Linked DNA regions of Mus musculus: all the other regions are linked to region 2. Evidence: chromatin loops called from intact Hi-C (ENCODE). Cell type or tissue: left cerebral cortex. All regions are shown on one strand. Region 1 overlaps Plac8 (placenta-specific 8). Region 2 holds the start of Coq2 (coenzyme Q2 4-hydroxybenzoate polyprenyltransferase). Region 3 overlaps Helq (helicase, POLQ-like).

Evidence for each region. A loop is a pair of places that touch in the nucleus more often than their neighbours do. Peaks named below come from ENCODE experiments on the same cell type or tissue, not always from the same donor. Only the 100,000 strongest peaks of a DNase experiment are listed, where the experiment ranks them.
Region 1: a loop joins it to region 2, with 2.6 times the contacts of the local background. A loop is called at or near these places in 30 of 42 quality-filtered maps.
Region 3: it touches region 2 in a loop (2.2-fold over the local background); 2 of 42 quality-filtered maps call a loop at or near these places.

Annotation. Positions count from the first base shown.
Region 1 is chr5:100,555,712-100,563,711 of GRCm38, forward strand. It overlaps Plac8 (placenta-specific 8), which reads right to left. Exons shown (of 5, transcript NM_139198.3): 2 at 6,914-7,051; 3 at 4,041-4,165; 4 at 769-884. The coding sequence starts at 7,022. The coding sequence ends at 780. Among named protein-coding and RNA genes, the nearest start is that of Plac8, 12 kb to the right of the region's middle. In left cerebral cortex, a CTCF peak has its summit at 3,285 (motif pointing right); no DNase peak of the experiment used is centred here.
Region 2 is chr5:100,671,135-100,679,134 of GRCm38, forward strand. It overlaps Coq2 (coenzyme Q2 4-hydroxybenzoate polyprenyltransferase), which reads right to left and starts at 3,122. Exons shown (of 7, transcript NM_027978.2): 1 at 2,855-3,122. The coding sequence starts at 3,107. In left cerebral cortex, CTCF peaks have their summits at 462 and 4,004 (motif pointing right); DNase peaks (open chromatin) are centred at 467, 3,148, 3,713 and 4,017; H3K4me3 peaks cover 2,018 bases; H3K27ac peaks cover 910 bases.
Region 3 is chr5:100,761,257-100,769,256 of GRCm38, forward strand. Helq (helicase, POLQ-like) reads right to left here. Exons shown (of 18, transcript NM_001081107.1): 15 at 7,026-7,199; 16 at 5,432-5,545; 17 at 3,685-3,819; 18 at 892-1,380. The coding sequence ends at 1,243. Among named protein-coding and RNA genes, the nearest start is that of Helq, 33 kb to the right of the region's middle. In left cerebral cortex, no CTCF peak of the experiment used is centred here; DNase peaks (open chromatin) are centred at 4,941 and 6,932.

The DNA of each region.
Region 1 (8,000 bases), 120 kb before region 2:
GAAGCTTGTTCTTTTGTCTAGCCTTGCTAGTCAGCGGGCCCCAGAGATTCAATTGTTTCAGCCCTGTGTGTCGGGATTATAAAGTGTTGGACACCACACACACACACACACACACACCCCACACACATACACGTTCACACTCAAACTCATACCCACATGCACACATGCGTGCACACGGGCACACACACAGTCACACATACTCTCACAAACTCATAAACTCACACACCTGCACACTTTCACACATGCATGCATACAGGTGTGAACACACATATTGGACACACACATTGGTTCTGGGACTCCAAACTCAGGTCCTTCTGCTTAAACAGCAAGTAATTTACACAGTGAACCACCCCCCTCCATCATTTAAGCTTTGAGACAGAACTTCTTATGTAGCCCTGAGTAGACTGGAACTTATTTTGTAGACAACACTGGGTTTGAGGGCAACCCTTCTTCTGTCTCCCGGGTTTGGGGGTTACAGGATGCACCACCAAGCCCAGCTTCAACTTGTCTTGTGTACTCTGTAGCTTATATAAGTGGTAAGTTGCTTCATTCATAGACCAAAATGATTCTGGTAAGTTTGTAAAATGTCACCATTATTCAATAAATGTGGCTTAAACGAAGAAAAAAAAATCACAACCAATTATATTACATTATTATAATGAGATGGCACGGGAGACTTAAGAAACTGTCACTTCTGAAGTGTTATTCCAAACAATGAATAACTTCCCCAGCCCCTAATTCTGTGGCCCAAGCCCCACACTAACTCACCATCCAGCTCCTTAGAAAGCGTTCATGGCTCTCCTCCTGTTAATGTCTCTCTTGAGTTGGCACACAGAGCAAACAGGACAGAAGAGTGTGACCATGTAGTCATCACAAATAGATCCCTGTGGAAGACACGGGAGACACATGAATGGAAGCCAGCACTGCTTGTGGGTTTTTGGGGCATTTTAAGGAGAGCCAAAAGCACCGATTCTTTGGATTCTGTTTATTACTTTTTACGGTTTATTTTTTTATTTCGTGTGTGTGTGTGTGTGTGTGTGTGTGTGTGTGTGTGTGTGTGTGTGTGTTCGAGTGCGCCTGTGCACAGAGATGGGGGTGGGGGAGGAGGACCTGCAGGAGTCAGTTCTCTCCCTCCACCCTCTGGGTCCTGGGGATTGAACTTGGGTCGTCCGCTTTGGCCGGAAGTGCTTTTCTATCTGCTGAGCCATCTCATTTGCCCTGGATTCAGTTTAGATACCTTTAGGAAAACGTTAGCTGACTTTCTCCCATGTAACACTTGCTTCTTCATTCTAGGACTTTATAATTCTGAGAATATAAGTGTCAATCAAACTACCAAGTCCGAGAGTACAAGACGGAGACTTAGAACGTCAGATCTCACAGCCCGGACGCTATTTGGCTCAAAACAATTACACCAGGATGAAAAGCACTGGGCACGTGATGTGGCGAGCAGTTTGGGAAGAGATTTAGGGAAGTGGCAAAGAACTTGGGGTCAAAGTACTCCTAAAAACCAATTTAGAAAGTAAAAGTTTGGCAGGAAATGTAACCACACTCGCTTTAAGATACTGACTGTGACACATTTATACACATAAAGCCTGGACAAGGAATTAGGCAAAGGAACACAGAGGCATGGGGTGGGAACCAGGAAGGTAAGGGCACTAAAGCCGGGCTCGCGCTCGGTGGAGTTTGTAGGTAAAGCCCACGCGGAGAAGCGAATGTCCAAGAACATCCAAAGCAAAGGGAATAAAAATTGCTCTAGGCAAAGGAAGTCAGGGAATGACAGTCTATAAAATGAGATCATTTAAAGAACTATTTGCTTGAGGCCTGCAGTTTTCATCCATTAAAAAAGAAATCCACACTAGGAAACAGGGAAGTAAGGCAATTTGGGATAAACACAGAAGGTTAGAATTCCCATCCTCGAAGGAGAAAAGTCAAGCAAGAGTCGCAGAACTCACAACAGGAAGCAGCCATGGGCGGAGAGGTGGGGACGTTACACTAGATAAACCCCAAGTTAAGCATCAGGGAACAGGGAAATCGGGCAGAGAGCCAAACCTGCCCTAGGGCAGTTGTCCTGGGACGCTAGGGCAGAAGGTCCAATCCCAGAGCCTCCCAATGTGGGCCTCAGGGCTCCAGGAGACGCACAGGAGAAAAGGGTGGGTATTGTCGCAGGTCTTAAGACTGGGTGCACACACTCCAAGATACTAACAAATATCCCTCCGAGACTATCAATCTACAAACCATCAGCATTTACAGAAATGTGTTCCTGTAAGTCACAAGGACAGAAGCATAGCCGAAGAAGATGCTCACAAGTTATTGTTTATTACCAACCAGGCAGTGGACTTGGTAACTAAAGGGTTCAATTTTCACTTTTTACTTCATACGTTTCTATTTTAAGTTTGTTAGTTTTTTTTAAATTAGATAGATATTTACTTTGCAATTAAAAGATACCGATTAAATTTCTCAAGTGAAAAAACAATTTCAGTGAAATTAAAATAGATTCCTGGAAAATGCTGCATGCTTTTTTGCTTTCTGTGATGGTCAAGTTTATGTCTTACCTTGTCTAGGCCATAGATGGACATAGATGTGTGGTTCAACATCATTCTAGAAGTTTGTTGAAGATGTATTTGACATAAAAATTAATGTTTAAGTCTGTAGACTTGGGATACAATAGATCACTTTACATAACATAGATGGACCTCTCTCTTCCAGTTAGTGAAAGACCTTTTTATTGGGACCTGAGACTCAGTGAGTCTGGCCAGGGGGCCACAGAGATCCACCTGTCCCCACCTCCCCAGTGCTGGGATTGACCTCAGGTCCTTAGGCTTGCAGAGCAAGGATTCACCAACTGAGCTCTCTCCAGCTTTATCCTCTGGCCTGTCCCTCCTGACGCCCCTTCTTTCTGACAGGGTCATGCTATGTACCTCAGGCTGGTGTCAACCTCTTAATCTTCCTGCCTCAACTTCCAAGCCCTAAAATCTCAGGGGTGTGTGTGTGTGTTATCACCCTCAGCTAGCTGAAGACCTTGATAGAAAAAAAAATGGATTTCTCTTGAATAGGAAAAAAGTCTGCTTGTAAATTGCCCGTGGACTTGAATGCCAATTCATCCACAAATATCTATCCAGCTCGACAGCCTACTCCCCAAGTTTATGACTTATGGGTTTCCATCATGGCTTTAAAATCACCAACGGGTCTCTCTCTTTCTCTCTGTTTTTCTTTTTCTATTAATTAATTAAATATATTTGAACTCTATCTGCACCTGTTAGGCCAGAAGAGGGCATCAGATCCCATTACAGATGATTGTGAGCCACCATGTGGTTTCTGGGAATTGAATTCAGGACCTCTGGAAGAGCAACCTTAACTCTTAAGTGCTGAGCCATCTCTCCAGCCCCAGACATTCATTTTTCTTTATCTCTGTCTCTCTTTCTATAGTCACACACAGAGGGAAGCAAATGTATGTATGTGTGTATATAGTCATATATATATATATATATATATATATATATATATATATATATATATATATATATATATATGAATGTGTATATATAGGAATATGTGTACACACACACACACACACACACACACACACACTCATCTACGCACCCTGTAATTCTGATTAAAAGACTACCCCATTTCATAGAGTGTTATAATGTTAAGCGCATGGACAGACAGTTTGGATTGGATATTCCCCTCTCTGTTATTAGAGCACATCTTTGGGTCAAAGACTCTACCTCTTACACATTTTGAAGTCTTCATTGGTAAAACATGGCAGACCTTCCCCCACAAGACACAAGCATTGGTGGCGGGTTTAGTTACCTAATGCGTACACATTGCAAACACGAGTTACTTCCTTAATAGAACGTTGAGGAACAGAAAGGAAGAATGTATTACTGCTGTGTCCACTGAATTTAGGGTTGTAGCTCCTTACAAAATTCTGGCCAATCAAACTCAGAGCTTGGATATTGTCAAATGGCAGCCACTCGGACAACAGCTACGGTAAATACAGTTGCCAGCTAGAATGATACCAAAGGTAAGAGACTCACAGGAATGCCGTATCGGGTTCGGTAGAGAGTCCTCATGGCCACCGTTGTTCCACACAGACAACACTCATTCATGTCAGCTGCCACTTGACATCCAAGACAAGTGAAACAAAAGGTCCCACAGAGGCCTGGAAACATGAAAACAGGGGTACATGTTACTTTAGTCTGTCCCCATTGGCTACACCAAGATGAGGCCTTTCTCCTCTCTGCTGCAAGTCTGGCTTCGTTGTTTGGGTGGGGCTTCATTATGACCCCACCCCATCATTTCAAGAGGGACCGTACAGGAAAAGACCTAGCCCTTTTCCAGTAGTACGACTCATGTATAAATTACTGCAATCTATTCATAAAACCCTTGGTACTAACAATGTCCCCAACCGAAATCCAGTTGCAGGATACAATAGGAAAGATTAGGAGATAGGAAAGATAGGAGAACCAGCCTAGGATGCCCTGGGTCACTTCAGAGTGGTGCCTGCAAGGCTCTAACTGGGAAATACTACTTGAGCTGAATGGTGGAGCATGCTTAGAAATGTTTTTAACAACTAAAGGGGGAATAAGGCCTCTTTGAGGTAATTTGTCTCATCCATTCACTGTGGCCAAGGTGCTGGGTGGAAGAGGGGTGTGTGTGTGTGTGCGTGTTGATTATAAACTAGGAGTATTTATGTATGCATCAAGGCCAGGAAGAGCCACCAAGTATTTTGTAAGAGATTAATTTGCTCAGATCTGCATTAAGAAAATCTGTCATAGGGGCTGGAGAGATGGCTCAGAGGTTAAGAGCACTGACTGCTCTTCTAGAGGTCCCGAGTTCAAATCCCAGCAACCACATGGTGGCTCACAGCCATTTGTAATGGGGTCTGGTGCCCTCTTCTGGTGTGTCTGAAGACAGCTACAGCCTACTCATACATTAAATAAATAAATAATACATAAATATTAAGAAAGAAAATCTGCCATAAACCAAGTGGTGGTATGTGCCTTTAATACCAGTACCCGGGAGGCAGAGGCAGGTGGTATTGAATTTGAGGCCAGCCTGGTCTACAGAAAGAGTTCTAGGACAGCCTGGGCTACACAGAGAAACCCGCCTCCAACAAACAAACAAACAAACAAACAAATGACAGAGAGAGAGTCAGAGACAGAGACAGAGAGACACAGAGAGAGAGACAGAGAGAAAATAAAGGAAGGAAGGAAGGAAGGAAGGAAGGAAGGAAGGAAGGAAGGAAGGAAGGAAGGAAGGAAGGACAGATGGAAGGAAATTTGCCCCCAAACAATGAAGGCTGCATTAGAACTCACCCCATCACCCCACACGAACTTTTAAACATTACATTTTATTTAATGTGTGCAGACACATGACAGGGTCAGAGGATAATTTTCAGGGGTTGGTCCTTTCCTTCCACCATGTGGGTCCTGGGGAACAGGGCCACAGTCACTTTCCCCACTGAGCCATCTTGGCAGCCCTACAGTAAAACTCACATATCCAAGTAAGGGTACATTCAGATAATCAAGTAGCTACTTGGGGCTGGAGGAGTAAAAGTTAGTCTTTAGCCACTTTGACGTCGCAATCATGTCGTGGGACTCGTTAGTCAATGAGCCCCCATTACCTAGTGAAGCATTGGAAAGCTGTGGGCAAACTCGACTGGAATTCCATGCCTTTGCTTTCTATGCAGTTATTGGCTTCCTTCGGTTCCAAGTTCCATCCCACTTCGAGTTAAAGCTTGTGTACTCCCATCCTGACCATTCTGAGGAGTTTTGCTTCAAAGCAAACCTCTCCTTCCTGAATTGCTGAGGACAATTGCTGATTCCCTTTGCCGCCCACCTCGATGTCTTCCACGTTCACTCAGAGAGATCTTATTGCAGACAGGGCAACTTTTGTTTTTTGGATAGTTTGATTGTTTGTTTGTTTGTTTGTTTTGAGACAGGGTTTCTCTGTATAGCCCCGGCTGTCCTGGAACTCACTCTGTAGACCAGGCTGGCCTCGAACTCAGAAATCCTCCTGCCTCTGCCTCCCGAGAGCTGGGATTAAAAAGGCATGTGCCACCACGCCCGGCAAGGGCAACTGTAGAGATTCAGTGCTGAGACTCTCTGAAAGTGTCCTGTGACTGACTATAAGACAAGATTTACTGTATATGCAACCAAGAAGAGATCTAATTGCCATTGTGTTTTTATTTTATTTTTTTAAATCAGGTTTAGGGGACTGGAGAGATGGCTTAGTGATTAAGAGCACTGGCTGCTCTAATCTTCTAGAGTACCTGGATTCAACTCCCAGCACCCACATAGCAGCTCACACTGTCTATAACCCCAGTTTCGGGGATTCAACACCTTCATACAGGCATATATGCAGGCAAAACACCAATGCACATAAAATAAAAATAAATACATTTTTTAAAAGTCAGGTTTAGCCAGATGGTGGTGATATACACCTTTAATTCCCAGCAGAAGCAGGTGGATCTCTGAATTCCAGGCCAACCCAATCTACAGAGAGAGTTTCAGGATCGCCAAAGCTAAAACAAAGAAACCTTATTTCAAAAAAACAAAGCAAACAAACAAACAGCCCCTCAGATTTAAGTAAAAAAGTTTCATAAATAATCTGTTTACAATTTCTAGGCCAGGCCCATTCAGTTTTAGGATCATTTAAGGCTTTCAATGCTACCTTAACTTAAGGATTTATTTTTAGGGGTAAGTTGATTTTCTTTTTTTCTTTTTTTTTTTTGGTGGTGGTGGCTGGAGAAGAACTGGGTATAATGAGTAGACTGTCTTTGACGTTTCCTGTAACATTCCCAGATTCTCAGGAGTCTGTAATGAGTTAGTAACTTAGCAACTTTCCACACAGTAAGGGAGGAGTAGGATGGGTATATCAATTATAGGGACACCTTCCCCGTACTCACAGACTCCGCAGTCACTGAAGCAATCACACAGGCTGGTCTGCCAGTTGGAATTTTGGGGAGCACGAACGAATCCAGGTTGAGTCACGATAACTGTTGGTGCCTGAGCCATCTTCGATGCGAGGTCTCAAAAGACCAAGTCTGCAAAAGAAAATGTTGGCGTTTCAGCCTGAAGCTGCTCTGGGAAGGTACTGTGTCCTGCCCTTTAGTTAGCCCTACCTGCTGTGCTCCACTGGCTAGGGACAGGACGTGGTTGGAGAAATCAGCTTGTTGATCTATAAAGAGCATTTCAGTCTCCACCTCCGAGAGGAGAGAGGCCTCAGGGGAAAGGAATTCACTGAACTGGTAAGGTGAACAGGTGTCTCTCATGGGTGAAAGAAACCAAAGGGGAGGCGGTGATCTTGATCGCGTGCTATTTTATACAGGTCCCTGATGTCCAGAGGATGGGAAACAAACCATTGGCCTGGGACAAGGTAGGGTTGCAGAACCGTGGAAAACAACCTCTTCTTGAACGGAACAGCCTAAGCTTAGTGCAAGCCCACTCTCTTCCCGCTCTTGCTCAGCTGCCTCGGTTTTCCACACAACTCTCCTGAATCTAAGCGGCTCCATCACTTCACGTTCACCGGAACCTGAACCTTCTATCCGTGCAGCTTAGCCCATGACTCGTGGCAGGGGCTGGCAAGTCCTTCCAGTCACCCCAACTGCTTTCCTAGTGTTGTGTTTTTGTTGTGGAGGATGCTGACTTGTTTTCCCGAGTCAGCATCTCATCACGTAGCCCAGGCTAGCTTCAAGCTCATGCCCCGCCCCCTGCGCCCTGCCCCCTTGCTTCAAGCCTTCCATATGCTGGCATTACAGGTGTGTGTCACAATTCCCAGCTGAGCAAAGCCTTTATGAAGTATGTCTTGTTAGAATATCTCTTCATTACGAGGGAGTGCTGAGGTTCAGGGGTGTGACGTAGATTTGGAATGACAGTGCCTTGCCTCCTCAGTCCCTTGATACAGGGCCCCACCAGCAAGCCCCAACCATCCCTTTTGTCTCTTCTCTATAGTGCTGGGAGACATGTGTGCAGACACTCCTGGCTTTTTACTTG
Region 2 (8,000 bases):
TAAGGAACGCAGAGACTGAGAGATGGAGTCACGGTTTGCCCAAAGCCACAGTGTTAAGACAGAATTCTAAACCAGCAGTCTGGTGGAACCATAAGTCAAAAATTCCTTCTCATACCCATGTCCCAACCCCACAAAAACCCTACTTCTGTCCCCACTGATTGCCAGGGGCACTCCTTTCTATCTTCCCTGTGACACTTTCATTCCTTACAGTTATTCTGTGAAGAAAGGTGTAGAGGTAGTGAGAAACGCCAAACAGGCTGTAGACAGACTTGTTTATTATAAAATGGAAAGATTCTCTGGGAGAGGAAATACAATGGTCAGATTCTGAATGGGATGGGCAGGGCAGGGCTAAAGGTCTGTGTAGACTGAGCTTACAATTCTCTAACGATAGATTTCCCTTAGGACAACCCGCAACTGCAGTGAAGAGGGAAACACACTGCCAACCTGGTGGAAAGAGCGCCACCTGCCAAAACTTCCTGAAATGACACCGGTTGACTGACCAGTGATGTAGCCCAGTGGTAGGTAAGTCCCTTGACTAGCCTATGGGAGACCCTTTGAGTTCCACTCCTAGTACTGAGAAACAACAAAAAAGCTTTGCTACTGCCTTCTAAAACACAACGACTAATACTGCTCTATGAAAGTAAGTAGATATAACATCAATACAGTAAAACAATAACTGTATCACTGTCTTACAAGACATATACATATTAAACCAGGAACTCTACTGTCAATTTCTGCTCCTGACACAAGGCAGGGGTCCAAAACTATTCACAGAATGAATTTTACCTTGTAACTGTCTTATTTAGAATCAAAACATACAGGCCAGTATCTTAAGGCACTCAGCACAAATAACTACAAAGGTACGTTTCTCTAATCTCCAGTTCTGTGACTAATGCCTCAGGAGCCCTTATGTGAAGGCACTATGGTCAAAGTATTTACCATGTGTAGATTAAAGTCAACATTAGCACTTTCCTTTTATAGAGAAAGAAACGACGGTGCAGAGACAGAAAGTAATTTAACCACAGTCCCTCCACTGGATTGAGCTGAAGGTTCAAAACCACAAGGTCTGGCTCAAAAATGTGGCTCAGAATCACTTTATAGAGTCCTGTTACATGGCAGGATGTACAGCCACTAGATTAATGATGCTTAATTGTGAAAACAGAAACAATGGCAGCTGTTGATCTGTCCTGCGTGTCTGCAAGTCTCTCTTGTAGCTTTGTCACCCAGAATCTAAGAACAGAATTATAAAATGCTTGTGTAAACCCTGAATTATACAACACCCTAATAATGGCAGGCCTGCCTTCTATTTAATAGGTGTCTATAATCTCTTGTTGCAGTGATTCGGTGCTTAAAACCCACACAGGGAGCATTCACATCTAGAATATCAACAGTGACACCTGGCTACTGCCACCCCACCCACTTTGTCACCTGGACGCTGAGGCAAGCTCTGGAGTTTGTGGCCAACCTGCAGTACAAAGCAAGCCCTTGTCTTATGCAAAATAAAACAGGTCCAGCCAGGCATGGAGGAGAGTGCCTGCAGTCCTAGCAACTGGGAAATGGAGGCAGGAGGTCAAGGTTAGCCAAAGACACATATGGGACCCTGTCCAAAAACAAACACCAAACCCAAACGGGGCCACGTTGGGGGTCCTGGATAGGTAAAGGCAGAACAAATAAGTTTGGCATTTGGATGTTCTTCCATACGCTGAAACTGTACATACTGACATCTAGATTAGCTGGAATTCAGTTGTATCCCTCTTCCTACATCTTTCCAGGGTTGCAGGTCAGGCTCCTAGTCTTAATGTTTCAGCACTAAGTCTGTTTGTTTGGCTTTTATTTCAGAATATAAAGCCCAGACTGACTTGCAACTTGAATCAGCCCTCCTGCCGTTGGATGTTAGACTATAGATGTGAGCCACCATATTTAGCTACCCTTGGATTTTGAAAATATTTCTCCAAGACCTCTCTACTCTATAATATAGCATTTCCTTTGGAGTACTATTTTTTTCAGTTGTTCGAACTCTGGAGACAGTAAGTTATTTTTCTTTTCCTGTGCATGACCTATACCTCTGATACTTTTCCATACTTTCCTAGGTTATCAACTGTCTTTTCCAGCCAGAAACAAATTCTTTCAAAGCTGGTAGTTTTCCTAGCTCATTCTGTCACTAAGGCCAGGTGACTTCATCTACAACTCCGGGCATCGTTTTACCAACTAGACAGAAACCTTGCGTGCAGACGGAGCTTATATTGTGTCACAGGTGTCAATAGTCCGTGAGCACTTTGATGAAAAAGACTGAGAAAAAGAAGGTCATAGAGAGGCTTGTGTGAGTTTACGTTGGCGGGCAATTCTAAAGCACGATAACCCGGCTGTGTTCAGATGCTCTCAATCTTTGTAACCGGTGATGAGGGGGAAAAAAAGCCCAGTAGTAACACTTTTGGGGTCCTTCTGGTCTGGCTCTGACGAGGAGCCTTGATTTCAATAGTCTTACTTACATGCCCCTTGGGCCTTACATAATTGGAGGCAAAAATCGAAAACTAATGAATGCAGAAATGCTTCAAAACTGCAAATCAACAATCAAAAGCTTCGTGAAAGCAAAGGAGCACCTGCTCACATCTGAATGGGGTAGGAGTGGTCTGGAGTTTGTGGAATGGTCTGGGAATATGTGATTATCAACGTCCGCCTCCGGGACTCCCGGCTCAGAGCGAGGGAAAATCTGCGTGTCCCTGGCTAAGGTCCTGACCGAGTCCCGAGGGGACTGGCCCAATGGGTGCATCGCAGCGGAGTCGCGGTCACTGCGGCCCTGCTCCTCAGGCAGGCAGGCTGTCGAGCGCAGCGCAGCCCAGCCCGCCCCACTCACCTATGGGCTTGTCCAGGCGCATGAGGCGCAGGTAGGGCTGCAGCGGGCGGGGCGCCGAGTTCACCACGGCCGCGGCCGACAGGCTGAGAGCTCGGCCCCGCTGCGTCCCGGGGGCCGGGGCTCGCCGATCCCGCGCGCCCGGAACCCCTGCGCTGCGCACCAGGGCCAATGGGAGCCCGCGCGGACCTCGCAGCCATGCGGACCGAACGGCCCGCAGGCCCCGCGCGAGCCCCGCGCCTCCCCAGCGCAGCATGGCGCCAGGCTGGACGCCGGTCGGTGGCGTCATCCAGGGCGACGGGCCGCGGGCAGGCATGCGCAGTGGTGGCGCGCGCGCTCCTGGAACTGGATTTACAGACCGGGCTGAGCCGTATGGTGCTAGAAATCAAACCTGGGTCCTCTGTAAGGAGAGCAGCAGGTGCTGTTCACCGCTGAGCCATCTCTCCATCTCCAGGCTTCTTAATGAACTCAAAAGGAGAGTGTTTGTTTATTTGTATGGAATAGTTCTACCATAAAAAGAAAAACTTAAGTCCAAAAATGTTAACTACATGGAATGTTCACCTTCTAACACTAAAAGGGAAACAAAAAGCCAAATCAAATTATGTAAATTTTTATATATGTATATTCATATATACATATACTCATATATATACATATATATGAATTTAAGTATATCTATCTATATCTATATACTTAAGGGAAATTCTTTACTCGAGGTGAACCTAAGTTTGACAGCTAAAAAGGATGCAGTTTCACTCAAGAACAACTTCATAACCAGGTGGTGGTGGCGCACTCCTTTAATCCCAGCACTCGGGAGGCAGAGGCAGTCAGATCTTTACGTTTTCGGCCAGCTTACTAAAGAGTGAGTTCCAGGACAGCCAGAGCTACACAGAGAAACCCTGTCTTGAAAAATAAAACAAAGAAAAACAAAACAATAACCAACTTTATGCGACCCTTGTTAATATAGTTGGCCGTTGCATGTTTGCAGGTACCTGGTATGTGTTATTCCACGGTAACCCCTCACTGACTGGCTCTGGACAAGTCGCTTATCTGGATTTTAGTGTTTTGAGATGGTGGTGTATCCTTTTCGGTGCCCTTCCTTAAAGCCTATGAAGTGAGTTCTGTGATCCTGGCCTGGCGCTTGAGGAAGGTGCAGCAGGGGGCGCGCTGGCCTTTGCAGTCTGGGAAGCGCTGCTGGTCCTTTGATCTTTTAGCTCCATCTGCTGCTTGCCAGTTGAGCTCCTCTACAGGTTTGCGGCCTTTGAGGCTCCTTTCTTTTCCCAAAAGTTGCCTCCACGCTGTTTATTTTCAAGCACCCTTTCAGGTAGCATAGGTGCCGCCATGCCAAACACGAGGCTCTTTCACACTTGCACACTATTTCCATTTGCCTGGAGTTCCCAACACAATATTTAAAATGCAAAAATCATTGCGAATGCTTTCTATTTTAGAGGGAAAGGATGATAAAGCTGTTTTTTAAAATTGCTTTTTTTTTATTTGAAAAAAATGTATTTTAAAGTCCACTAACTTTTTCACTCTCAAACCCATTTCAACTTGTCCTGCAGTGGTAGTAGGACATTATAAAAGTAAAGACTAGACTGAGTCCAAAGAATAGTTATTAGCATGAAGCAGGAGCGACCATGGCTCTCTGCCCTGTTCTGTTAACTCCATAGAGGGTCAATAGCAACCTTTTGCTTTTGTGACATGATGTCTGTGGCCTTCCGTGGGAGACACACACACACACACACACACACACACACACACTAAATAACTAAATACATGGAATAAATGTTTGAGGTTTTGGGTTTTTTTGGTTTTTTGTTTGTTTGTTTGTTTTGTTTTATTTATTTATTTATTTATTTATTTATTTTTATTAGGTATTTTCCTCGTTTACATTTTCAATGCTATCCCAAAAGTCCCCCATACCCACCCCCCCAATCCCCTACCCACCCACTCCCCCTTTTTGGCCCTGGCGTTCCCCTGTACTGGGGCATATAAAGTTTGCAAGTCCAATGGGCCTCTCTTTCCAGTGATGGCCAACTAGGCCATCTTTTGATACATATGCAGCTAGAGTCAAGAGCTCCGGGGTACTGGTTAGTTCATAATGTTGTTCCACCTATAGGGTTGCAGTTCCCTTTAGCTCCTTGGGTAATTTCTCTAGCTCCTCCATTGGGGGCCGTGTGATCCATCCAATAGCTGACTGTGAGCATCCACGTCTGTGTTTGCTAGGCCCCGGCATAGTCTCACAAGAGAGAGCTATATCTGGGTCCTTTCAGCAAAATCTTGCTAGTGTATGCAATGGTGTCAGCGTTTGGAAGCTGATTATGGGATGGATCCCTGCATATGGCAATCACTAGATGGTCCATCCTTTCGTCGCAGCTCCAAATTTTGTCTCTGTAACTCCTTCCATGAGTGTTTTTTTGTTTTTTAAAGAAGGTAAAAATGGTTTCAAACTCATATGCCCTGGGAAGTTCTATTCCTGGACTTGGAAAGTATTCTTTTTGTGGAGAGGCTGTGAACCACAAGGGTGAAATAAATAATGAAAATCATTGGAGCAATAAGATAAGGTGCAGATTAAAAGCTAACAGGCATGTGAGCTTAAAAGGTCTCACTAACAAGGCAGACAAGAAAGATTAGGGAAACTTCAATGTTATTGCATTTAACATTCAGTAATGTAACTGAGCACTGGTCTTCATGCGGCCGTGCCTTTCTCATACACCTATCGGCTATTAGAAGTATCTTACCAGCAATTTGTATTGCATATGCCTCTTATTGTACATGCCTCTAAACTACTTTGACTCTTTCTCCCTCTCCCTCCCCCATCTCCTTCCTTCCTTTCTCCCTCCCTCCTTTCCTCCCTCCCTCCCTTCATTTTTTGAAGCTGGGTTGGGCTTTGTAGCTCTGGTTGGCCAGTAACTCTCTATGTAGACCAGGCTGACCTCAAACTCACAGAGATCTGCCTGTTCTGCCTCCCCAAGTGCTGTGATTAAAGAAAGGCACGTGTCACCATGTCCAGCTGCCTCAATAATTTAAAAAACGATTTTCATCTGGGTGTAGTGATGTGTGTGTGTGTGTGTGTGTGTGTGTGTGAGAGAGAGAGAGAGAGAGAGAGAGAGAGAGAGAGAGAGAGTCCACATATGTGTGTGTGAGTGTCTGGGTGTGCATGTGTTCACATGTGTGTGAAGTCAAATATGTGGATCTCAGGGATTTAACCCAGATCAGTCTCAGTGGCCAGCACCAGTGAGCAATGACTAACAAAATAGTCAAGTAAATTTACAAATATTTTTAAATAGGTAGCATACATCAACACAAAACCATACCTCTTACTTCACAGGGAATATGAGTCTATTCTGAGCCACATGCATGACTGTGGTTCAAGAACACGGTTTCAGATTACCCCAGAACCATGTTCCAACATAGAAGTAATAGTACACACCAAAAGGAAGGAATAAATCCTCTGGCAATTAGTTTGGGGTTGGTAGACTAAGTGAATACATTAAAAGGTTTCATGTGATGGTTGGATGTTAGTTCAGAGACAGAGGTTAGCAGTGACTGATTAGCAAGGGAACTAAAGATAGTTGTACTGACTGGTTTTGTGTGTCAGCTTGACTCAAGCTGGAGTTATCACAGAGAAAGGAGCCTCCCTTGAGGAAATGCCTCCATGAGATCTGGCTGTAAGGCATTTTCTCAATTAGTGATCAAGGGTGGGAGGTCCCATTGTGGGTGGTGCCATCCCTGGGCTGGTAGTCTTGGGTTCTATAAGCAAGCAAGCTGAGCAAGCCAGGGGAAGCAAGCCAGTAAGTAACATCCTTCCATGTCCTCTGCATCAGCTCCTGCTTCCTGACCTGCTTGAGTTCCAGTCCTGACTTCCTTTGGTGATGAACAACAATGTGAAAGTGTAAGCTGAAGAAACCCTTTCCTCCCCAACATGCTGCTTGGTCATGATGTTTGTACAGGAATAGAAACCCTGATGAAGACAATAGTCAAAGGTAATTTTGGTTCTGGATCTGTAACATTCTGACTCTACACAATCATGAAGTTCTAATTAATAAGTTGGATAGAATCTACAACATAGTTCTAGCCTTTTTTTTTAAAAAAAAGTAGGAACTTAAATTTACGCAGACAATACCATCTCAGGTTTCAAATATAAATTCTTTGAATATTCAAAATCAAAATGCCTAAGTCCATTTTTGTTATTAGTGTGTGTGGTTGGGGGAGGCACACATGACGCCCTGCATGTTTCGAGGTCAGTTCTTTGTGGGGTCGGTTCTCTCCACGAAACATTACGTGGGTTCCAGGGTTGGAACTTGGGTGGCCTGTTCTTTAGTTTTTGTCAGCTAGTTTATGTCATTAGAAAGATATTTGTGACAGTATGACGGATCACAGGAAATATGAAACTGATGAAGATTCTGTGTCACGTGACATGTCCACTTGCAAGCATCACGTGACATGAGGTGAAAATGGCTAAATAGCTTGTGAGTGTCAGGGAAGAGTCTGCGGAGAGAGTAGAACAATAAGTCGCTTGGATGCTGGAGGAGGTGTTGAGGTTAAGGTCTGAATGTACCTTCACACACACATAAACATTTGTCACCTAGAAAGGAGACAGAGCAGCCAGAGGGAATGCGCACTTGCACACAGACTCACACACACACACACACACACACACACACACACACACACACACACGTGCATGGGAAGGAAACAAGGCACGGGCACATGCTGCTCGGATCTTGTGTGCAGAGAGAACAGAGTTGACGAAGTGCCTAAGGTTAAGACCAATGAAAGGCAGGTGCCAGTTGGTGAAGAACCTCACTGCCCTGTAAGGAATGGAAAGGCACTTGGGTAGTTCCAACAGGGCAGGGAGAATGGGTGGGTCAGTGGTTAAGAACATTTAACCTCTCTTGCAGTAGACCTGATTTCAGTTCCCAGCATGGCTCATAATCATTTGTAACTCCAACTCCAAGGGAATGTGATGGTTTTGCTCCTGCCCTGTGGGGGCTGGTGCACCCATGTCAGCCCATGTTCCCTAGTCCCCACCCACCAGGTAAAATAATAAGAAATCAATCTTGAAAGAGTTTGAGGCAAGGTTGGGATGAATGAACAAGTTAGATGTTGCTACCGTCACACAAGTGAAAAATTAGGCATTGGGCTT
Region 3 (8,000 bases), 90 kb after region 2:
TACGGGGATGAGTATGGAGTAACTTCACAGTGCTCAGTGGGGAGCACCCTGTAAGGGCTACGGGGATGAGTATGGGGTAACTTCACAGTGCTCAGTGGGGAGCACCCTGTAAAGGCTATGGGGATGAGTATGGGGTAACTTCACAGTGCTCAGTGGGGAGCACCCTGTAAGGGCTATGGGGATGAGTATGGGGTAACTTCACAGTGCTCAGTGGGGAGCACCCTGTAAGGGCTATGGGGATGAGTATGGGGTAACTTCACAGTGCTCAGTGGGGAGCACCCTGTAAGGGCTATGGGGATGAGTATGGGGTAACTTCACAGTGCTCAGTGGGGAGCACCCTGTAAGGGCTATGGGGATGAGTATGGGGTAACTTCACAGTGCTCAGTGGGGAGCACCCTGTAAGGGCTATGGGGATGAGTATGGGGTAACTTCACAGTGCTCAGTGGGGAGCACCCTGTAAGGGCTACGGGGATGAGTGCGGAGTAACTTCACAGAGATAGGATTTGAGTATTGAGTTGACACTAGAAGTATATTAACACTTTCATACAATGATGATAACACATCAGTTAGGACACACAGGGTTCTGGTAATTTTGGTGCAAACTGATGGGCGAAATGAGGGTGACAGCTGAGCTTACAACGCAGCACCACAGCACAAGTCAGCACGTGTGTCAGTCGTTGGCACCTGTCAGCAAGAACAAGACACCAGGGGGGCGGGGAGAAGGTAAGAAAACAGTGAAAGATGTGAGCAAAGAGCCAGGTCAGGCTGGGTGTGCTGAGGAGAATTCTGAGCAGGAAACAATGTACAGGAACTCAGGACTAGGAGAAATGGGTTATCAGTGAGATGGTTCGGCAGTTACAGGTGACGGTAGACTTAATCACCCAGAGCGCCTTCTAAAAGCTCATCCACAGCTTTTAATGTATAATTAAAATACACATTTCATTTACACGGGGGATTTTCAATAATAAAATATATATATAATAAATAAGTCAAATTAAAAAACATACATCAGACAGCTTCATGGGGTTTTTTCTTTTGGAGACAGGGACTCATGCAGCCCAGGCTAGCCTCCAACTCTCAGTGTAGCTGAAGCTGATTTCTGACACTCATTGTCCGTCCTGTCTCCCGAGTGCTGCGTTACAGGTGCTCACCACTGGGCAGTTTACAACCCCCCGGCCTTTTCTTCTGTCTTGGAGGTACTGAGGATTTATTCCAGGGCCGGAGGCATCTCAGGCAAATGCCCTAGCTCAGAGTTACGTCCCCAGCATGGCTTCCTGCCCTTTCAGAGCTGGGACCCCCAAGCCCAGGGAGGTCTGCAGGCAATCTCAGTAATTCTTCTGCTTCTCCTTGCAGTGCCTCCGCCTTCTCATGCAACAGCATCTGCAATGAAAAACCCAGTCATGAGGCCAAATGTACCTGGCTAGAGAGCTGCCAACATTGTATGTCTGCTAAAACCCGAGTTCTGACACACAGATGGCTAACGCTGGGCCTGAAATAGTGAGACTGAAAAATGCCCACTTTACAGCCCACTTTACAAGTTCAGTAAATGAAGACGAGGTATTCTGCTAAAAACCATTTTAGCTGATCACAGCGTTCAGTGCACCAAAAATAAAGAGCTTTCCTACACTCAACGATTTGTTTCACAGAAGACTCAGGCACTTAAACAAAATTTATAATCTATAAAATTTCAGAAAATTTTGCAAAAATTTAATTAGCTCTTGAAACTGTTATCCTTTACGTACGTATTTAATTAGCTCTGCCAACTGTTTCATTTAGCGCGTGCTTTTAAAAGCCCATCAGTATTGCAGAAAGAAAGTTTTCCTAAGGCTCCTACAGAAACATGATCGGAGCTATCACCCTTTCCACTAAAGCGCCTGTGGTGAACGTGACTGGACCCGTTATCCCGCCATCGGCTTCCTCTCTCTCCTGTCAGTTGCCCTCCTGTATTTTTGTTTTAATTAATTAGTTAATTAACGTGTATGGGTGTTTTGTCTGCATGTATGTGAATACACCATGGTTCTTGGAGGCCAGAACATTGCTCACATTGCTAAGATCGGAGATGCTGTGATGGCCATGAGGGTGCTGGGAGTGTGAACCCCAGTCCTCTGGAAGAGCAGCCAGTGCTCTAACCACTGAACCACCTCTCCAGCCCGCTTCCTAAAGTTAGTTTTTGAGGTAGGATTTCACCATGTAGTCTAGGCTGGCCTTAAATTTGAGATCTTCCTGTGTCAAGGAATATGCATGCAATATGCACATGCAATATGCATGCTGCCATGCCTGGAAATATGGTTAATTTCAAACACAGCACACAAGAAAGAAAGAACTGCCAAGCACAGTGCATAGCCTGTGTGCTGGGCTGCCTTCAGTTCCCTCAGGCAGGGGCAGAGGCAAGGGCATCCCTACCCATCCAAGAACACCTCAGCTACTGGGACAGAGTCCATCGTGGATGCTGTATCCATAAACACTCCAAATGTCTCCACCACAGACCACTGTGAAGATCAGCTAAGGCCATGCTCGTGTGTGAGCACCACTCAGCACCATGAGAAGGAAGTTCTTTTTAGCAGTTCTTCTGCTTCACGTACGAGAATGACTATCTCAGTGAGGGCTTCTAATGCTGCAGCAAAACACCACGACCAAAAGGTAACTCGGGGAGCAGAGGGTTTGGGGGCTTACACGTCCACACTGCTATTTATCCCTGGAGGAAGCCAGGGGGGAGCTCACACAGTGCGGGAACCTGCAGGCAGGGCTGATGTGAAGGCCATGGAGGGTGCTGCTTACCAGCTCGATCCGCTTGCTTTCTGGACCACCAGCCTAGGGACAGGACCACCCAAAAGGGCTGGGCCCTTCCCCAGCAATCACTAAGAAAATATGTAATAGCACGATCTTACAGAGGCTTTTTCTCGATGGAGGATTCCCCCTTTCAGATAACTCTAGTTTGTGTGTCAAGTAGACACGAGACTATCTAGCACAGTAACATAACAATGAAGTTTTAAAAAGCTAAGCAATGTACACACTTGTGACCAAGGACATAATACCAGATTGCTGTAATGGCTTCACCCACACAAACAGAATAGCAGCAATCTTGAAATGGGGATGGAAGAGAGCAAATAGCCTGAAGCCATGGAACTCAACAAAGAAAAGAGAAACTCCTGCTTTAAAACTTTGAAAAGTATAGCCAGAAAGAATAGGCTGGCTCCAGAGGGCAGTGCGCACGTATGGGTGGTAGAAATCTCCAGAGGTAAATTTAACCTCAGCCCACTGCGATGGCCTTGGGAATGCCCCTGTCAGTGAAGAGCTTGCGGGTACAAGACCGAAGGGAGGCACACTGGAGAGGACTCCCATGAGGAGGCCCAGAAGAGAGCTACAAGACGGCCTCAGAACAGCGTTAATTTTTAGGGTCTCTCTCCTCGGCAATCCTGTGTCAAAAACAGGAAATCTGTGTACCCTGGGCCTTTTTGTTTTAAGTGTGTTTTATGAGTATGGATGCTTGCTGCATGTGTCTGTGCACCCCGTGTGTGCAGTGCCCTCAGAGGTCAGAAGAGGACATCCGATCCCCTAGAACTAGAGTTACAGAGTGCTGTGAGCTACGGACGTGTTTTTGGTAAACCGTTATTCGATGCGAGTTGCTTCGCTCGGATATCTCATCACGATGCTACGGCGTATTTGCGAGGAAGGCTTGCTCACCTTGGCTGAGGAAACAATCTGCCTGGCTTGCCGTCTGGACAGATGATCAATTGTCTTCACCAACACTTCTGGGTTGGCATTGGCTAAGTGCATGATGCTCCTGTAACCTGCGTTATATAGCTGTTTTGCTCGACCCTAAAGTATTAAAGAAAAAAAAATACTATGAGTATTTGGGATTATTAAAAAAGAAAAAAAAACCCCACATGCAACAGATAGGAAGAGACACAGACAGTAATGTAAATGTGAGGAGGTAACCCAGCAGAACACTGCAGAGCTTTGAGGAGATGTTTGGGCTCTAATCTGAAAGGTACCGAGGGGAGCTTTCCACAAGGTCTAAGTCGGCTGCTGGGACAAAGCCAGGGAAGGGAACCCAGTCAGGCGCACCTGTGTGCACGCACTTCCTACGCAGAATGAAAAGCAGAGGACAAAAGGACTGAAGCTGATGCGTGCTGCTAACACCCGACTGAGGGTCCTTTCTCCCCACCATCTCCTGCCATCAGTCTGTCCGTCAGTCATCACTGCACTGGGTACAAACTGACAGAGAGTAACTCTTTACTCCAGTGGAGAAAGAGGAGCTATGGTTGAGTCGCAGGGCACAGTCCTTGGGGGAGAGTGGAGCCCAAGTTCTCATACGGGAGATCTTTCATCATATCCACTTCTCAGACATAGTGGCTTCCTGGGAGGCCGTGGCATCATTTGATTTAAAACGAAGGAAACGAGAAAGACTTCTGGGCGACCTGATCTGGGATCAGCTGAGTCTCCTGTCTGGGAAGGTCTAGAAGGACTGACTGACCCCAGCGTAGGCCCCACTTTCTGTTGTCTGCCAGCAGCCCAGGCCGAGGAGGTTGGAGGGGAGCTGGGCAGTGGCGGCGAGCACCTTTAATCCCAGCACTCAGAGGCAGAGGCAGAGGCAGGAGGAGCTCTGACTTTGAGGCTAGCCTGGTCTGAAGAGAAAATTCAAGGACATCCAGGGATGCAAAGAGAAATCCTGTTTCAAGAAACCAAAGGAGTTTGGGGGTGGTGGTGGAAGGAGAGAGGAAGAGGTGTGCTGAAAGCAGGGATGGGGTTGCTCTGCTGGCCCACGTGGAAGCCTGGGCTCTTCTACACCTCCCTCCCTTGTTCTGAGACACAGGCTATTTTAATTCACAATGTTTCTGGCCTTAGCTCAGGCTTGCTCCCCACTGGCTTCTAACCGATATCAACCCGTTCACACTGTTCTACGTCTGCCGTGCTGATGGCTGCTTCTCCTCAGTTTCACACACCCGCCTTCGGAGTCCGGGTAGTGGTAATGTTCCTGCCTCTCTCTCCCAGAGTTCCTCTCTCCTGCAAGTCCCACCCACTCTCTCCTGCCAGGTCACCCAGCTCTTTACTGAGCACTGAGCTTTTACACAGTGCACATGAGACTATCCCTGCATGCCCAACTCTGCTCTGTTTCTGACTGCATCTACCCTGCTGCTGCCTCCAGTCCTTGCTGCTGCTGAAACCCAGCTTCCTCAGTCTTCACGTGGGGATCAGCAGCTCTCCGGGAACTGCTCGGGGTTCAGTCTCAGGACCAGCCAGCAACGCAGGCCCATCCATCAAGTCCTCTGTTTCTATGTGCTGATTCCATCGGTTCTGTTCCTCCACAGGACCTGGAACAGTAGGACTCTTTCTAGAACCTACCACGCAGTAACACTTCAGAAGACCGTAAAACTTGTTTTTCTGTTAGAAGACATGAACTCAGTTAGGAGGGTGGGATGAGGCTGACCTCTAAGACCCCGGTCACTTCCATGAGAGGGATTAGCTCCGCCTTCACGCAGTACGTCAGCTTCTTGGTGAGTTCCACCAAAAGGGCTTTGTAAACCCAAAATTCCTCCAGCTCCTGAGCAGACAAAGATGCATCGTTGTAAGTTCTGTATTTTATGTAAGTTACATACTGAGCTGCAGCTCGGAGGAGCGAGGGCTAAGGGAGATAGAGCCTCCCAACCGCAAGGAAGCATGGAGCCTTGGGAGCTTTTGGAGGAGGAAAAAAGACTGAAAATTAAGAAAAAAGTTATTTCTAATCAAAATTTCAGAAGTGTCTGTACAGTTTTGTTTGTCGAGTGACTCTAAAGAGTTTTTACTTGTGGGAGTTAACCCAGAGATGAAGTATTAAATAAGGACAGTCACATGCAGCGTGGTAGTCAACAAAGCCCTTAAGCTAACGAGAACAGGAGCTCTGAGTAGGGCATGACGCGTGGCTGGAGGATATCACATCAGCCTGTCTGTGTAAGAGCCACGCGTGAGGCCTGGGGCCCTGGCTCCGGGTTAAGTGCATGAGACACAAGCTTGAGCACCCACAGAAAAGTCCTGTGCGGCTCAGTGGCACACGCCTGTAGCCCTGGGGGCACTGTGTGCTTGTACACGGGTGTGCAGCCAAAGTGGTGAGCTCCAGGCTCCGTGAGAGACCCTGTCTCACATCCACACTGACAGCAGTGTGAAAGACTCTAGACCAACTGCCACATGGCCGGCACTGCGCTGCCCTGGTGGCACAGGCTCTTCCACCACAGGGGAGGAAGAACGTCACTAAGTTTTCACTACTAATCCTGGTTAGAGATCATCTCCACTAGCACAGCTGCTGAACAGAACAGAGCTATAGAGTGAAAATACACCAATGACCCTTCATTAGCACTTACGGCACACTTAGTTATTAACATTCGTAGACTACAGAGGTTTAAGATAGGAAAGAAAATTGAATTAAAACCTGGTGAGCGGTGTGTGGTGGTGCATACATTTAATCCCAGCACTCAGGAGGCAGAGGCTGCCATACACACATACACACACACACACACACACACACACGCACATGCATATATATGATATATAACATGTATAACATATATAAATAAAATATTAATTTTAGCATCATGTATATACACCTATCATGTAGAGCCTATGTTTGACGTAGGGCTGCCTGCCCGACACTAGAAGTAAATGTGTATGTCCCCATGGCTGTCCAGAAGATGTGGGACTGAGCAGTCCCCTGGCCGCTGACGGACTCGGGTAACTGACCAAACCCCTCATCACTCCCGAGTCGTCACACAGAAGCCAGGTTGTAAGGGATAGCCTGGAACCATCGGCCCTGGTCCTGAGAACAGGCGGGCTCTGCACTTCCCACTGCTGAAGCGTTTTAGCTGACTTGGGAATTCCTGCATCGTTTCCATAAGCTCAACACAGTCCTCATGTAAAAAGGCAGAAACCAAGAAAGGCTTTAAATAAAGCTGCATGCTCCGAAAGAACACAGTGACTCAGCAGGGAGGAGAGAGGCAACTGCTTTCAAGTTTACCAGGGTTAACGTGAGAAGACACCAGTTAACTGATTACCTCACAGAAATGTAACACGCAGGAAGAGAAGGAGGCAGCTCCCATAAGCAGGTTCTGTATGTATCCTCGGGGCAGGTTAAACTTCTCAGACACACTCCAAACATTGGTCTCTTTCAGCAAAGAATAAAGCACAAACGACAGGTAGAGTCTGTTGACAACGTTCTTGTCCACCTTCTATAAAGACACAAAAGGTGTCCTAAGTGGGTGGGCTGTGGCTGCGGGGACAGAGGCGGCACAGAGCCCCTGGCCAGCCACAGAGGAGTCAAGGTCACTTGTCTCTGTTCTGCAGAGGAGAGCAGATCGAACCTTCACAACCGTGACAGCTTGGGACGAGGGCCTTGGCAGATGCGGTTAGTTCAGGACCTGTAAATGACGCCAGCCAGGATTTACCCCGGGCCCTGAACTTGCTGACTGGAATCTTCATAAATGAGGACAAGACAAGGAGATGCACAAGTCAGTGAAAAGCGAGCTCAGGTCAAAGAGATCACGTGTGAGCCAAGGAGCTGTCACACCCGAGCCATACAACTAGGAGGAAACACGGAGGCTTCTCCTTGCAGCCTACCCAAGAAGCCAGGGTAGCCTCCCAACTGGGAGAAACCGGGCCGGCCTCACATATGCTGAGGGGATGGGAGGCATGGAGGCTCCTGGGCCCCCAGATAAGCAGTAGGGGCCAGGAACGGTAACAGTCAGAGGTGTTCCTTCACGGGAAGAGGTGTAGAACCTCTTGTACATCCAGAAGGCTGGGAGTGATGTGCCTAACAGTCCGGTGAGCTCTGAGCTTCTTACGGCCTTGTTTTCTCGTCACTCTGTAGGACCTGTCCTTATGGGAGATGTCACATGTGCTTCCCAAAGCCCTTCGGTGTATTCATATTGTGCACATGGGACTGAGTTACTTATTACCAGGAACATTTTTACCAAATTGTGCCGTGCTTAAATATGCCTAAAATAAAAGACTCGGGACCAGACTCTCAAAGT